Regions from separate parts of the Homo sapiens genome. Here regions 2 and 3 are each linked to region 1. Evidence: chromatin contacts called from ENCODE Hi-C data. All regions are on one chromosome and are shown on one strand. The core of a region is the stretch at or near the end of the contact, and the rest is flanking DNA. Distances in the headings are between cores, read along the strand shown. Region 1 overlaps ACVR1B (activin A receptor type 1B). Region 2 holds the start of ITGB7 (integrin subunit beta 7). Region 3 holds the start of TMT1A (thiol methyltransferase 1A).

Region 1 (4,499 bases), core at 711-3,210:
CACATCATGCTGGTCTCCTCATCATAAAAGTTCTTTAAACATACAGTGGACCTTCATGCCTTTGTCTTTTTACTCAAGGTATTTTCATTGGCCTGGAATGTTCTTTGCCCTCTCGCCTCTCTTAAAAATTCCAACTCATTCTTCAAGACTCCTTTTTTTTTTTTTTTTTGAGATGGTGTCTCGCTCTGTCACCCAGGCTGGAATGCAATGGTATGATTTCGGCTCACTGCAACCTCCACCTCCTAGGTTCATGTGATTCTCCTGCCTCAGCCTTCTGAGTAGCTGGGATTACAGGTGCCCGCCACCACACCCAGATAATTTTTGTATTTTTAGTAGAGATGGGGGTTTCATCATGTTGGTCAGGCTGGTCTCGAACTCCTGACCTGAGGTGATCTACCCGCCTCGGCCTCCCAAAGTGCTGGGATTACAGGTGTGAGCCACCGTGCCTGGCCTTTTTTTTTTTTTTTTTTTTGAGACGGAGCTTTGCTCTTGCTGCCCAGGCTGGAGTGCAATGGCATGATCTGGGCTCACTGCAACCTCTGCCTCCCGGGTTCAAGCAATTCTCCTGCCTCAGCTTCCCAAGTAGCTGGAATTATAGGCGTGTGCCACTACACCCGGCTAATTTTTTGTATTTAGTAGAGACGAGGTTTCACCATGTTAGTCAGGCTGGTCTCAAACTTTTGACCTCATGTGATCTGCCCGGCCTCAAGACTCCTTTAAATGTGCCCTCCTCTGTGAGACTCTTCCCAACAATTCCTGTCTCTCTGATCCAATCCTGGGTCAGCCTTTTTTTTTTTTTTTTTTTTGAGACGGAGTCTCGCTCTGTTGCCCAGGCTGGAGTGCAGTGGCGTGATCTCGGCTCACTGCAAGCTCCGCCTCCCAGGTTCACACCATTCTCCTGCCTCAGCCTCTTGAGTACCTGGGACTACAGGCGCCGCCACCACGCCCGGCTAATTTTTTGTATTTTTAGTAGAGACAGGGTTTCACCATGTTAGCCAGGATGGTCTGGATCTCCTCTGACCTCATGATCCACCCACCTCAGCCTCCCAAAGTGCTGGGATTACAGGCGTGAGCCACCGCGCCTGGCCGGGTCAGGCTCTTTCTAATCTGTTTAAAACCATATCACCCAGAAGGTATTCAGTATATACTTATTTAAATGAATTGAAAGTCATATGAGCAGCATGGACTTACTACTTTAAAAACCACATTATTAGAAACCTAACACCTTGGAAGCTCTGCATATTCTGAATGAAGAATATACTAAACCACTCAGAGGGAAATAGTTATTAACCATTTTACCACAGACGACTAAACAACTACCATGGCCCTTCCCTTGTTTCAGCTGGTCTGGGTCTTAAAAAGACTTTGGAAAACCCAATCTACCCTCCTCTAGCAGCAAATCAATTCCCACAGTCAGCCAGGAGGTTCTAACCACTGCCCTACCTCTTTCAACAAGGAACAAGCCCTAGATTTTTGCTGTTTCTAAAAATATGCAGCTTTTAAATATATCCATCATTTTGGTGCTCTCTACTGCAGAGCTTAATAAAAGCAAAGCCACTGAAATTCAGGAGATGTCACAGCTCAAAGTACTCCCGTGTCAAGCAGAATGTCTGGGCATGACTGATGGCATAATTTCCCCACAGAACAACAGTCTTGTCCCACGTCAAGGAAACATACATAAAAACACGCAAAGTTCTCACAAATAAGATCCTCTGCGTTTTAGCTAGAATGGCAACAGTGATCTTTGTGGATGTTTTTTTTCTTTTTTAAGAATGGACTTGAAGCCAAGAATTTGAGACCAGCCTGGGCAACAAAGTGAAACCTTCCACAAAAAAAAAAAAAAAAAAAAAAATTGCCAGGCTTGGTGGCACATGCCTGACATCTCAGCTACTCAGGAGACTAAGGTGGAGGATCTCTTGAGCCCAGGAGGTTAAGGCTGCAGTCAGCTGTGATTGCACAATGGCACTGCAGCCTGGGCAACAACAGAGCGAGACCATATCTTAAAACAAAAAAAAAAAAAAAAAAAAAGGAATGCAATACCATTGTCACAAAAATAATGGTTTATCTTCATTAAAAAAATTCTTTACGAGGCAGGCGGATCACTTGAGGTCAAGAACACAAGACCAGCCTGACTGATGTGGCGAAACCTTGTCTCTACTAAAAATACAAAAATTAGTCGCTGTGGTGGCGCATTCCTGTAATCCCAGCTACTCAGGAGGCTGAGGCAGGAGAATCACTTGAACCAGGCAGGTGGAGGTTTCAGAGAGCGGAAATTGCGCCACTGCACTCCTGCCTGGGAAACAGAGCAAGACTCTGTTTCTAAATAAATAAATACATAAATAAGTAAGTAAAAAAATTCTTTTGCATTCATGTTCACATTTAATAGCTAGCTGAGCTATACCCTGAGACCTAAACAACCCCGAGCTCCTTTATCTTAAATTCTCGTCTTATGCCAAGGTCCAGTGTTTGGTTCATTTCCCTCATCTGAGAAAGACTTGGTCAACAAAAGGCAGTACAGGAAATAGTGCTGATGCTATGCTGGAGGCCCACACTGCCTTTATTTTCACCCCCACCAAAAACCCTTGGGCAACTGGTACAAGTCAATGATTCACCAAATCCCAACTCTAAGCTTTACTGGATGTCCTTAAACTCCCCTTGTGGTTGCTCAGAGATCAATGATTAGCTGTCACCACCTCACAGGAATCTGGCACACTCCTGTTTCTCAAAAGGGGCCCTGAAATTGAGCACTCCACTGCTCAGGTGGGACCAGCTGAATTTTAATAGATGTACGTACAGTTGCAAAGCTTAGAGAGGCAGGACTTCTGTAGTGGATAATTGTGTACTAGACCTTGGGAATCCCACGGAATGAGAGATTTTCTGTGAACCCATTATCTTATCTTATTACACGTCAGACTCCAAAAGAAGGGGAACTAGGAAACCAAATGACTCAATGCTGGTAGAAACAAATGCAGGGCCTCCAGCCTTCTCTACAAGCACTCTATCCTGCTGGGAAACTGATGAAAGCCAACCACAGACATGATGCCCTGAAGAACTTGGTACCTGAGCCAGACCCTGAGGTGGAGAGATCGTAGACAAGATCCTGGAGCGTCTTGTCTTTGGAGAGACACATCTCACATGAGGGATCTTCCATGTCCAGTCTCTGGCGGTTGTGATAGACACGCTGATGATAGTTAATGACAAGGAAAACAATGATGATGATGAGGAACAGGAGGAACACCGGGCCGGCGATGATGCCTACCAGCTCCACCGGGCCCCACATGGACGGGTGCTCAGGCTCCTTGAGGTGACCTGAGTCAAGTGAGAGAGGAGAGGGAAAGAATGAGAAGTAAAAACAAGGGAAAGAGTAAAAACACCCCCCTCAAAGTGAAGAGTGAAAAAGACCCCTTTCCCTGTCGATGTGTTCAGGCTCCCTTGATCTCTCTAATCTTCTGGGCTAGTCTTGCTGCCTAGATGCTCTCAAATGCCCAACTTCTTTAGTTAAGGCACCTCTTTCCACAGTCAAACCCACAACCCACTTTGTCACCTCACGCATTTCGTGGTACTATCCCCGCCTCAGGCCCCTACACAGATGCCTGTTTCTGCCCTTTAACTTCCCACAGCTCCTCTAAGCTCTGCTTTAGTTTCTCTCCTTTTCCTGTGGGCTCCACAGTAATGCCTCCTGAATGGTAGGCTTGCAAAAGGATGGTATGTGGTGTTTCTCGGCTTTGGTCACTGGCCTTTTCCTATTCTGGTCCCTCCTCACATCTAACCATCATCCTCCCTTGAGGAGTCACCTTTGCTCGGCTCTGGGGCCATCTCTTTCTGGATCAGTCCCACATCCTCCCGTGGGAATCCCTGCCTGGTTCTTCCACTCCTCACCGCTGCCTATGGCTGCTAAGCCACTACTCTAAACACTGCGGGCACCTCTGGGACTAACTTGAAAATCTGCTTCCTCACCCTCTAATCTACAAAAGCAACTGCTGAGAAACCCCAGCCTTTGTCACCTTCGGGAACATCCAAAAGGCATCTTTATCGTCAAACCAAGTGAGTGGGCAAGAGTAGAAAAAAATGAAATGACGGGGTACCCTATCTCCAAGCTGAGCCACTAGCCCAACAAGGGCATGCACTCACCACTGGGCACCCTCAAGTCGATCCTGTTGCAGTAGTCAGTGTAGCAGCAGTGGGTGTTGCGCAGGTCCTCCGAGCTCAGGCAGTAGAAGGGCTTCCCGGCAGGGACCAGCTCCACTTTGGGGATGCAGGTGCGCACATGGTGCTCCATCCCATCCAGATTGAAAATGGAAACCATGCAGGCCCCATCTGTCTCACACGTGTAGTTGGCCTGGAGGCAGCTGGTGCACGCACACAGCAGAGCTGCAGGAAATTGGGGAGCAGACATTGACATCAATGGTGAGATCTTTTGCAGGTCCTTTTCCAAACTTAGAATATAATCCCTTAGCATACTTGATGTTCCAAAACAGTTTTTATAGAGATGGGGCCAA
Region 2 (4,499 bases), core at 1,466-3,965, 1.2 Mb before region 1:
GCATATCTGCTTTTCTCTGGGGAAGGAGTCCATTGAAGTTTTATTTATCTTTTTGTTTTTCATTTTTTTTCTTGAGACGGAATTTCACTCCTGTTGCCCAGTCTGGAGTGCAGTGGTGTGATCTTGGCTCACTGCAACTTCTGCCTCCCGGGTTCAAGCGATTCTCCTGCCTCAGCCTCCCAAGTAGCTGGGATTACAGGGGCGCACCACCATGCTCAGCTAATTTTTGTATTTTTAGTAGAGATGGGGTTTCACCATGTTGGCTAGGCTGGTCTCGAACTCCTGACCTCAAGTGATCCACCTACTTCAGCCTCCCAAAGTGTTGAGATTACAGGCGTGAGCCACCATGCCTGCCCTGAAGTTTCATTTAGTTCTCATGAGGGCTCCTGGCCCCAGAAGAGAAGAAGCCCGCATCTAAGCTACAGTGTTACTGTTTTACACCAGCCCCTCACCCAGGGAGCCCTCTGGCCTTCTGTCCCCAACCACCCTGCTATCACCTTATACCTTACTCCCCCCACCCTCTCTGTTCCCACTCTTCACCCCATGACCTCCACTCACTGCCACCTGCACTGTTACCTTCTTTCCGAATATCTGTCCTTGCTCCCACACGCCTTCCCTCTGCAACACGCCTTTGCAGTGCCTTTGGCCTCTACTGCTGCACCCTGTACTCTTCCCTTCGCCCTCTGTGACTCCCCTCAAGCCCCTCCTCCGTGTCCTACCTTCCCTGGGACAGTGCCTTGCCTACCTTGTTCCTGGCTCTCTTCATTGGTGACCTGTGGTTATGACAAAAAAGTTGAGGATGTGGGAGTAGGGGAGAGAAGAGTGGAGGGCGGAAAGCAGAAGAAGAAAGTGAAAGAAGCTCTAGAGGAAACCACAGGGCCTGTGGGGAAGGAGGGTCATTGCCGTGGTAACCCCTGGTTGTGGGGGAAGGGTATAGGTCCTGGCTATCCCATAGCCTGAGGCCAGCCAAGCCCACCCAGAGAAAGAGCCCCTCCTCTCCAATTGTCCCCTCCTAGCAGCTACACCTCTGCAATCCATCTGACATTTATTGAGCACCTACTATAAGATGGGCACTTGGCTAGGTGTGGTGGCTCCAGCAGGGAAGCCTTGTAGAGCCAGTCCCTGCCTACAAGGAGTGCTCCTTCTGGTAGGGGAGATCGACCTGTGAACACAGACCTCATGTCTAGTTCCCTCTCAAAGCTCTTAGTGATCTGTATGGGCCAGGAGCAAATCCCATTAATATTTTCCTGCTCTCCCTACGGGCTTCATCCTTGCCTTGGCTTCAGCTGTTGTTCCTGCACTCTCTGCTTCTCCCAGTTCACCTCCTCCACCCCTTTCCCAGGATCCACTACTGTGTTGGCTCCTGGTTCCCCAATCACATGCTCTGAGCCTGGCCCTATGCCTCTCTCTTCCAAGTTTCCAGTTGTGTGGACCTTGAATTTCTCAAAGCCTCTTCACTTCTCACCTCTGCTACTTCTCATCCCTACTAATTCTCTTATCAAGCCCTTACTTAGTATGTGCCAGGTAGTCTTGTAGGCAATTGATATGAATTATCTCTTTTAATTCTCACGACAATCCTGTGAGTCTTGCTGGACAGATGAGAAAACAGCTGCAGGCAGGTTTAAGTAACTCAGCTAAGCTCCTTACTACTAGTAAGTAGTAGAGCCAGGATTTGAACTCTAGCAACTTGGCTCCAGAGCCTATGTAGTCAAGCACACTTATATAATGTATCCTGGGTTTTCAAAATGAACAAGTCTGTAATTTCTGGCCTCTCTACAGTACTTACTGCCCCTATTCCCTCCTATCATGTTCCTTCCTATATAAGTAAATGGAGAGATCATGAATTTTGGAGGCAGGCAGACCTGGATTTAAATCCCAGACCAGCCGAGTGTGCCTGTAATCCCAGCTACTCAGGAGGCCAAAGTGGGAGGATTGCTTGAGTCCAGGAGTTACAGACCAGCCTGGGCAACACAGCAAGACCCTGTCTCAAAAATAAAAAACAGGCTGGGCATGGTGGCCCACACCTGTAATCCCAGCACTTTGGGAGGCCGAGGTGGGCAGATCAATTGAGGTCAAGAGTTTGAGACCAGCCTGGCCAACATGGTGAAACCCCGTCTCTATTAAGAATATAAAACGTTGCTGGGCATGGTAGTGCACCCCTGTAATCCCAGCTATTCGGGAGGCTGAGGCAGGAGAATCGCTTGAACCTGGGAGGCGGAGTTTGCAGTGAGCTGAGATTGTGCCATGGGACAGTGAGCTGAGATTGTGCCTGGGAAACAGAGCAAGACCCTGTCTCAAAAGTTAAATTAAATTAAAATAAAAAAAATAAAATAATAAAAATTTAAAATAAAAATCTTTTTTCTTTTTTTTTTTTAAATCCTAGACTAGCTACTTACTAGCTGTGGGACCTTGGGCAAAATTCTTTATTTCCTGCTTCCAAGCCTCAATCTCTGCATCTGTAAAATTGGGGCTTGGGGGAATATTAACCCCTATCTTATGAGATTGTTGTGAGGGTTAATTGTAATATGTTACGTTCAACACATGACAGGGGTTCAATAAATGGGCTTCTTTCTTCCAGATCTCTGTATTGTCCACTCCCTTGGCTCAGCCCCACCCCTATCTGCACCACCTTCTAGATCAGTCACCCCCACCAACCCCAAATCTTCCCCACCCTGGGGAGTGTCACTTCCTCCTCTGCCGTCTCCCAGATCAGTACACAAAGGCTGCTGCTGCCGCCAGAGGAAGGACTGCTCTGCACGCACCTGTGAGTACCAGGGCACCAGCCCTTCTGCCTCCTCTCCTTACAAGCTCTGGCCCACCTGGTCCCAACCTCTTGGGAAGAGGGCTCTGACCTGGATACCGAGGGTCCTGTCCAGACTTGAGAAAGGCTCTGAACTCCTTTCTGCATTCCTAAGATCCCCTGACCTGGTTCCCTCCTCCAGTTTCACAGTACCCCCACCTCCACCTCTCCAAAAGCCCAATCTCTCCTGCATCAGTTTCCCATGAGTGGGTCTGGAGGCAGGGATGTATATGAGTGCTGTCATCTGAGTGCCTGCCATGTGCCAAGGACTATACCGAAGTAGGGCAGGTATACCGATTATACTGAGGGAGGGTTCTTCCAACATCACCCCCAGCTGCTATCCCTAATGCTCTGCCTTCAGCTCAGACTTCTTCCTAATCGGCACCTTGGTCACAGACTCCACTGTCCTGGGACACTGAGGCCCAGCAGCTCAGTTCCGTCCCCTCCTTGTGACTCCCAGTGGGCAGCAGAGGGTTCTGCTTGATTTGGAAGGTAGGGATGGGTTTGGAAGAGGCTCTGTTTCTCAGCTGCTGAGGGGGGTCACAGGGTGTGTACTGGAGTCAGAATGGAGTCCAGAAAAATGGAAATAACCACTTGGTCCCAGAGAGAGAAGGGAAGACTGCAGAATACCCCTAAGGAAAGAGAAATGGGATTAGGCAGAGCCCACCAGGGCTAGTGGGGAGAGAACACAACTTTTGATGGAGATAGTGCCTGGGTTGGAGGGAGGAAAGGAGAAAGCACAGCAGAGGCCTGGCCCTGCCCTGTCCTGCCCTGCCCCTAGTTCACTGGGTGACCCTGGCCTCATGGAATTTAGGTTTCCATTTGTAAAAAGAGTGGGATGGAGTAGTAGATTCAGCCATTCTATAGTTAGGAACAGAGGGGAAAAGGAAGTAAAATAGCCCTATGAAGAAGTGGAGCAGAGAAAAGCAGCAGAGAGATGCAATAGAAGTTTTGAAATGAAAGGAGCCAGAGAGAGACAGAGAAGCAGACAGAGAAATAGGTGGCAGAACATGTATTCTCAAGGAGGGGAGAAGAGAGGATAATTGGAAAGAAAGGTAGGAAAGGGCTGTCCAGGAAGTCCCAGGGCCCCCTTTAAGGGGAGATGAGTGGGCCTAAGGTCTCTGAAAAACCTATGCGGCAGCCGGGGCTCCACTTGTGAGAGATGAGTCAAAACCCGGCTTTGGGTTGCAGCATCTCCAGCCTCCCTGACCACAGGCATGCAGAGCAAGCAGGGCTGAGGTTACGCTGAGGCTGAGCTGGGACTGGCCTCTCCCCGAGGGGTGGAGGCTCCGTTATATATGGCGCCTGAGGTCACAGGTGGTGGGGAGCAGGACCAGGACATTCAAGGACTCAACACCCCACCCCTTTCCCACACTCTGTGCAGAGTATCTGGACCTGACTCTGGGCCCAGGCTGAAGAAGATGCAAATGGTTTATGACAAGGAGTTAGTTGGCCTTTCTCATACATTGCTGATGGGAATGTGGACCAGTACAAGTCCTGAAGAGTTTATGTTGGCAATACCCACCTATATATATATATTTCTTAGCATGAGAATGTAGATGAAATACACACCAGTATTACAAATGATACCTATCTAGTTATCCTGCACGTCCTCTGCTAGGGATTTATCCTACAGATTCAGTTGCAGACGTGTGAAATGATAAATACATGACATTTGGCTGGGGGTGATGGCTCACGC
Region 3 (4,499 bases), core at 1,099-3,598, 1.1 Mb after region 1:
CCTGAGGAACTTCCTCTATTAGAAAATAAAACTGATGGTTGGGCATGGTGGCTCACACCTGTAATCCCAACACTTTGAGAGGCCAAAGTGGGCAGACCACTTGAGCCCAGGAGTTTGAGACCAGCCTGGGCAACATGGCGAAACCTCATCTCTACAAAAATACAAAAACTAGCTGGGTGTGGTGGTGCATGCCTGTAGTCCCAGCTGCTGGGAGGGTGGGGAGGCTGAGACGGAAAGATTGCTTGAGTCCAGCAGGTCAAGGCTGCAGTGAGCTGTGATCATGCCACTGCACTCCAGCCTGGGTGACAGAGGGAAACCCTGTCTCAACAAAAAATGAAAACTGGGGATTACAAAACATGCCTTTCCCCCAGAAGAGTAAATTCAAATGTTAAGATATCCATATCTTCAACTTTGTTCAGAATATAAAACGATTTTAAACTAGCTAAAAATAATAAGGGTAATATGTGAAAACTACATACAGGTATAAAGAATTACAGACTTTACGGAAAGGTTTAAAATGAAAAGTAATTCTTTCCCTGAATCCAATCCCATTCCCCAAAGGCAACCACTGTTAATAGTTACTTGTCTGTCATTCCCATTAACTTATACACATATATGTATCTCCTCTCCCTGCCTCACACAATGGGCATGTGGTGGGCCTACGCTCTACCTAACATTCTGTGGCTTGATTGCTTTTTGTTTTCATTAAACATTATCCCTTGGGGATTTTTAAGTATCAGCACAGATAACTCTTCTTGTTCTTTCTGACAGCTGCACAGTGTTCCTTTATACAATATGACAACTCACTTACATAGCATCCTATTGATAGACATTTCAGTTATTTCCAGTTTGTGCAATTACAAATTCTACTTAATATTCTTGTGTATGGACAAGTTTTTGCATGTGGATAAAAGAGTATGTGTGGTTTAAATTTTGATATTATCAGATACCACCCAAAGAGGGTACCTCTTCTAATGTGTATGGTGGTGTCCAGTCCCCTAAACCCACCCCAACCCTATACTGACCTTAAAAGAAGTCCCTAACAGTATAATAGGTAAAATTAGTATCTCCTTTAATTAACTCTTTAAGTTTGAGCACTTTTGTCCTATAATTGGTTTACATTTCTGTTCCTGTTATTTGCCCATTTTCCCTTTTGTTTTTCTTATTGAAAAATATTGATCTTATTGACATGTAATGTCTTTTAACATGAGGGAAGTTAACCCTTTGTCTATCATCCCTGGCAAATATTTTTTCCAAGCTTGTTTTGTAGTTTAACTTTGTTTTGGGGAGTTTTTTTTTCTTATTCTTTTTTTTCTTTCTTTCTTTTTTTTTTTTTTTTTTTTTTTGAGATGGAGTTTCACTCTGTTGCCTAGGCTGGAGTGCTGTGGTGCAATCTTGGCTCACTTTAACCTCTGCCCCACCAGGTTCAAGCGATTCTCCTGCCTACAGGCACCTGCCACCATGCCTGGCTAATTTTTGTATTTTTAATAGAGATGGGGTTTCACCATATTGGTCAGTCTGGTCTCGAACTCCTGACCTCAAGCGATCTGCCTGCCTTGGCCTCCCAAAATGCTGGGATTACAGACGTGAACCACTGTGCCCGGCCAGGAGGTTTTTTCTTTATAGCAGTTTTAAGTTTTTATATTCAGATTTATCAATCTTTCTCTTTATAGCTTCTCTCCCACGCTAAAATTTTAAAAAATTCTACAGTATTTTCTAGTAGTTTACTTTTTATGTTAAAATGTTTCAGCCACCTGAAATTGACAGGCCTGCCCTCTATGATAATAGCTGCTACTAACTAGTCCTCCTCACACCCTTTCACTCACCGGTCTCAGCACTCTGCACACCTCGCGGAGAATCCGCTCCTGGTTCTTCACAGAGCACAGCACCAGGGTGCAGACCACCACATCCACAGAGCCATCAGCCACCTGGTGCATGTTCTCCCCGGCAGCTACCACAAAGCGCTCAAACTGCAGGTGTCGGTTCTCTGCAATGCTCTTGATCAAAAACTTCTCAAAGTTGGGGTTGGGGTCAATACAGGTCACCCTGCACCCAGGTGGGTAGAACTTGAAGTTGGCCCCCGTGCCACAGCCCACTTCCAGCAGGGAGAGTTTCCCGGAGGGGCCCGCAAACTCCTGCAGGTTACTGAAGAGCTCCCGCTTCTTGCTTGCCATCTGTTCGTTGTATATCACAGTGAACCTCACCAAGAAGTAGGGGAACCATTTTTTGCATATCCAGCTCCACAAGCCCAGAAAGTTCAGCAGGTACAAGGGAAATGTCAGGATGTAAATGGCCAGTCTCAGGATAAAGATGGTAAGCTCCATTGCTCAGAAGGGAAAAAAACAGATCAACAGTTAGAGACCCGACTCCTTTAATTGCAGGAGAGAGGCTTCTGGCCACACTCCAGAGCCAATCAGCTGCAGAGGAGAAAAAGAACTGGCTGTGCTGGAAAGTCAAATCATGGGCAAGAGGCCAATTTTGCCTAATAGATGTTTGGCAGCAGTCGATTCAGCTTAGTTTTCATAAGGCAAAATGAGAAGGTTCCCAGCTTTTCCTCAGAAGGAAAGTGGATTATAATCCTTTATTCCTAATCGATTCCTGTTTCCCCTTCTCTGGGTTTGGAGACAGCTGCTAGCTTCCTGCTAGAGTTTTATAAGCGCAGTGTACTTACACCCCACCGGGCTCTCCAGTGACCTCTAAAAGAAAACAGAATTCGTGGGTGGAGCCTGGTCAAACCACACCAGAAGAGTGCTGCCAAGGCCCCTTTATCATAACACATCCCCCTTACTTCCCCCGCCCAAACCCTGTTTTTTTTTTTTTTTTTTTTTTTTTTAAAAAAAAAAAAAGGAAGTGAAAGGACATGCATGCCCGGCCACAGTCAGCAAGAATTCTCTCTTTTACATTCTGGGCAGAGGCTCTCAGTGTTCACAACTCAACGTTTTTGTAAACCAAAAATAATGTTCTAAGGCCTCTAACCATCTGAATGGACTTTCTCCTTGGCCAGGGCGCTTTTAAAATTTAACTTGAGAGATTGTTTCAGGCCATGAGGGGAAGTGGGGGTCAGATATGCCTCATTATACCTCAAGCCGGCATTCACATCAACGCAGACCTTAAGTACATTTACAATCTATTCTCTCTGAAGCCTGCTACTTGGAGGCTTCATCTGCATAATAAAACTTCAGTCTCCACAACTCTTATTGCAACCCAGACATTTCCTTTCTATTGATCCCAGGTCTTTAGATAAACTCAACCAATTGTCAACCAGAAAAATTTAAAACGTACCTATAACCTGGAAGCTCCCTGCCTCGCGTCGGGTTGTCCTGCCTTTCTGGACTGAACCAATGTATTTCTTAAATGTATTTGATTGAAGCCTCATGTCTCCCTAAAATGTAGAAAACCAAGCTGTACCCTGACCACCTTGGGCACATGTTCTCAGGATTTCCCGAGGGCTGTGTCACAGGACATGGTCACTCATATTTGGCTCAGAATAAATCTCTTTAAATATTTTACAGAATTTGACTCTTTTTGTTGATATTTTAAAATCACTGTTTTGGGCTGTACTTCCCCTTTTAAAACAATTTTTGGCTCAAGGAAGTCAGTTTGTGGGCTGCCCTTCTTTTAAAGGACAAGCCTCAGTCTTCAAAATGTGCCTAACTACTCGATTACTCAGCTAATTTGGATAAAAATATTTCCCAGAATATTCACATTTGGGAGCCAAAGGGATTCAGAAAATAGTTTCAAGCATCCATCCGCTTTTTACAAGAAAGCCCGAATCTGGGCACAGTGGTGGGTGCCCATGGTCTCAGCTACTGAGGAGCTAAGACAGAAGCATACCTTGAGCCCAGGAATTCAAATCCTGTCTGGGCAACATAGTGAGACTCTATCTCTTTAAAAAAAAAAAAAAAAAAAAGAAAGAAGAAAAAGAAAAAGGCCTGAGCTTTAGGGTGGCTAGGGAACACAGAAAAAAATAATTTTTTAAAAATAGTAAACATTTACTTTAAAAAACTGGGTGATGGATACAGGGAGTGTTCTGTTGTTTCATGATTTGTTATAACCTGCATGTATTTTATAAATATTGTATCTATTCCATTTTTAACAGATTTTTTTAGGTGGAATTGACATATAATAAACTTTACATATTTAATGTGTACAGTTTGATAAGTTTTGACATATCTATATACCTGTGAACCCATCACTTCAGCCAAGATAAATGAACATATCCATCACCCCTAAAAGATTACTCTTGCTCCATTGTGATCCTCCCTTCTGCATTCCTAATCCTGAGGCAATCAGTGGCCTGTTTTCTGTCTGTGGCCTGTTTCCTTTCCTTTTTTTTTTTTTTAAATGAGCAGCAGCAAGATTTATTGTGAAGAGCGAAAGAACAAAGCTTCCACAGTGTGGAAGGGGACCCGAGCGGGTTGCCCTTCTGTCTGTTTTTGAAAACAGGATCCAGGGAAGAAACTGAGCAACTCCACAGGACTGGAAGATTCTAAAGCCCT

What was found. Hi-C counts contacts between places; a loop is a spot of excess contacts on that map. Pooled maps may share reads with other maps.
Region 2: a map with no recorded cell type shows a loop between it and region 1 (2.7-fold over the local background). The contact joins the promoter of ITGB7 here to the enhancer-like site in region 1. A Hi-C loop is called at or near these places in 2 of 37 single-sample maps with no recorded cell type and 3 of 50 pooled maps.
Region 3: a map with no recorded cell type shows a loop between it and region 1 (4-fold over the local background). The contact joins the promoter of TMT1A here to the enhancer-like site in region 1. A Hi-C loop is called at or near these places in 4 of 37 single-sample maps with no recorded cell type and 4 of 50 pooled maps.

Annotation. Positions count from the first base shown.
Region 1 is chr12:51,975,137-51,979,635 of GRCh38, reverse strand. It overlaps ACVR1B (activin A receptor type 1B), which reads right to left. Exons shown (of 9, transcript NM_004302.5): 2 at 4,132-4,371; 3 at 3,061-3,309. Among named protein-coding and RNA genes, the nearest start is that of ACVR1B, 26 kb to the right of the region's middle. Within about 2 kb of position 1,960, at least 3 of the 41 ENCODE cell types and tissues checked have a DNase peak (open chromatin) inside an H3K27ac peak, as active enhancers do.
Region 2 is chr12:53,205,467-53,209,965 of GRCh38, reverse strand. ITGB7 (integrin subunit beta 7) reads left to right here and starts at 2,715. Exons shown (of 16, transcript NM_000889.3): 1 at 2,715-2,764.
Region 3 is chr12:50,922,864-50,927,362 of GRCh38, reverse strand. It overlaps TMT1A (thiol methyltransferase 1A), which reads right to left and starts at 2,348. Exons shown (of 2, transcript NM_014033.4): 1 at 1,827-2,348. The coding sequence starts at 2,324. RefSeq lists enhancers at 1,468-2,011, 3,025-3,234.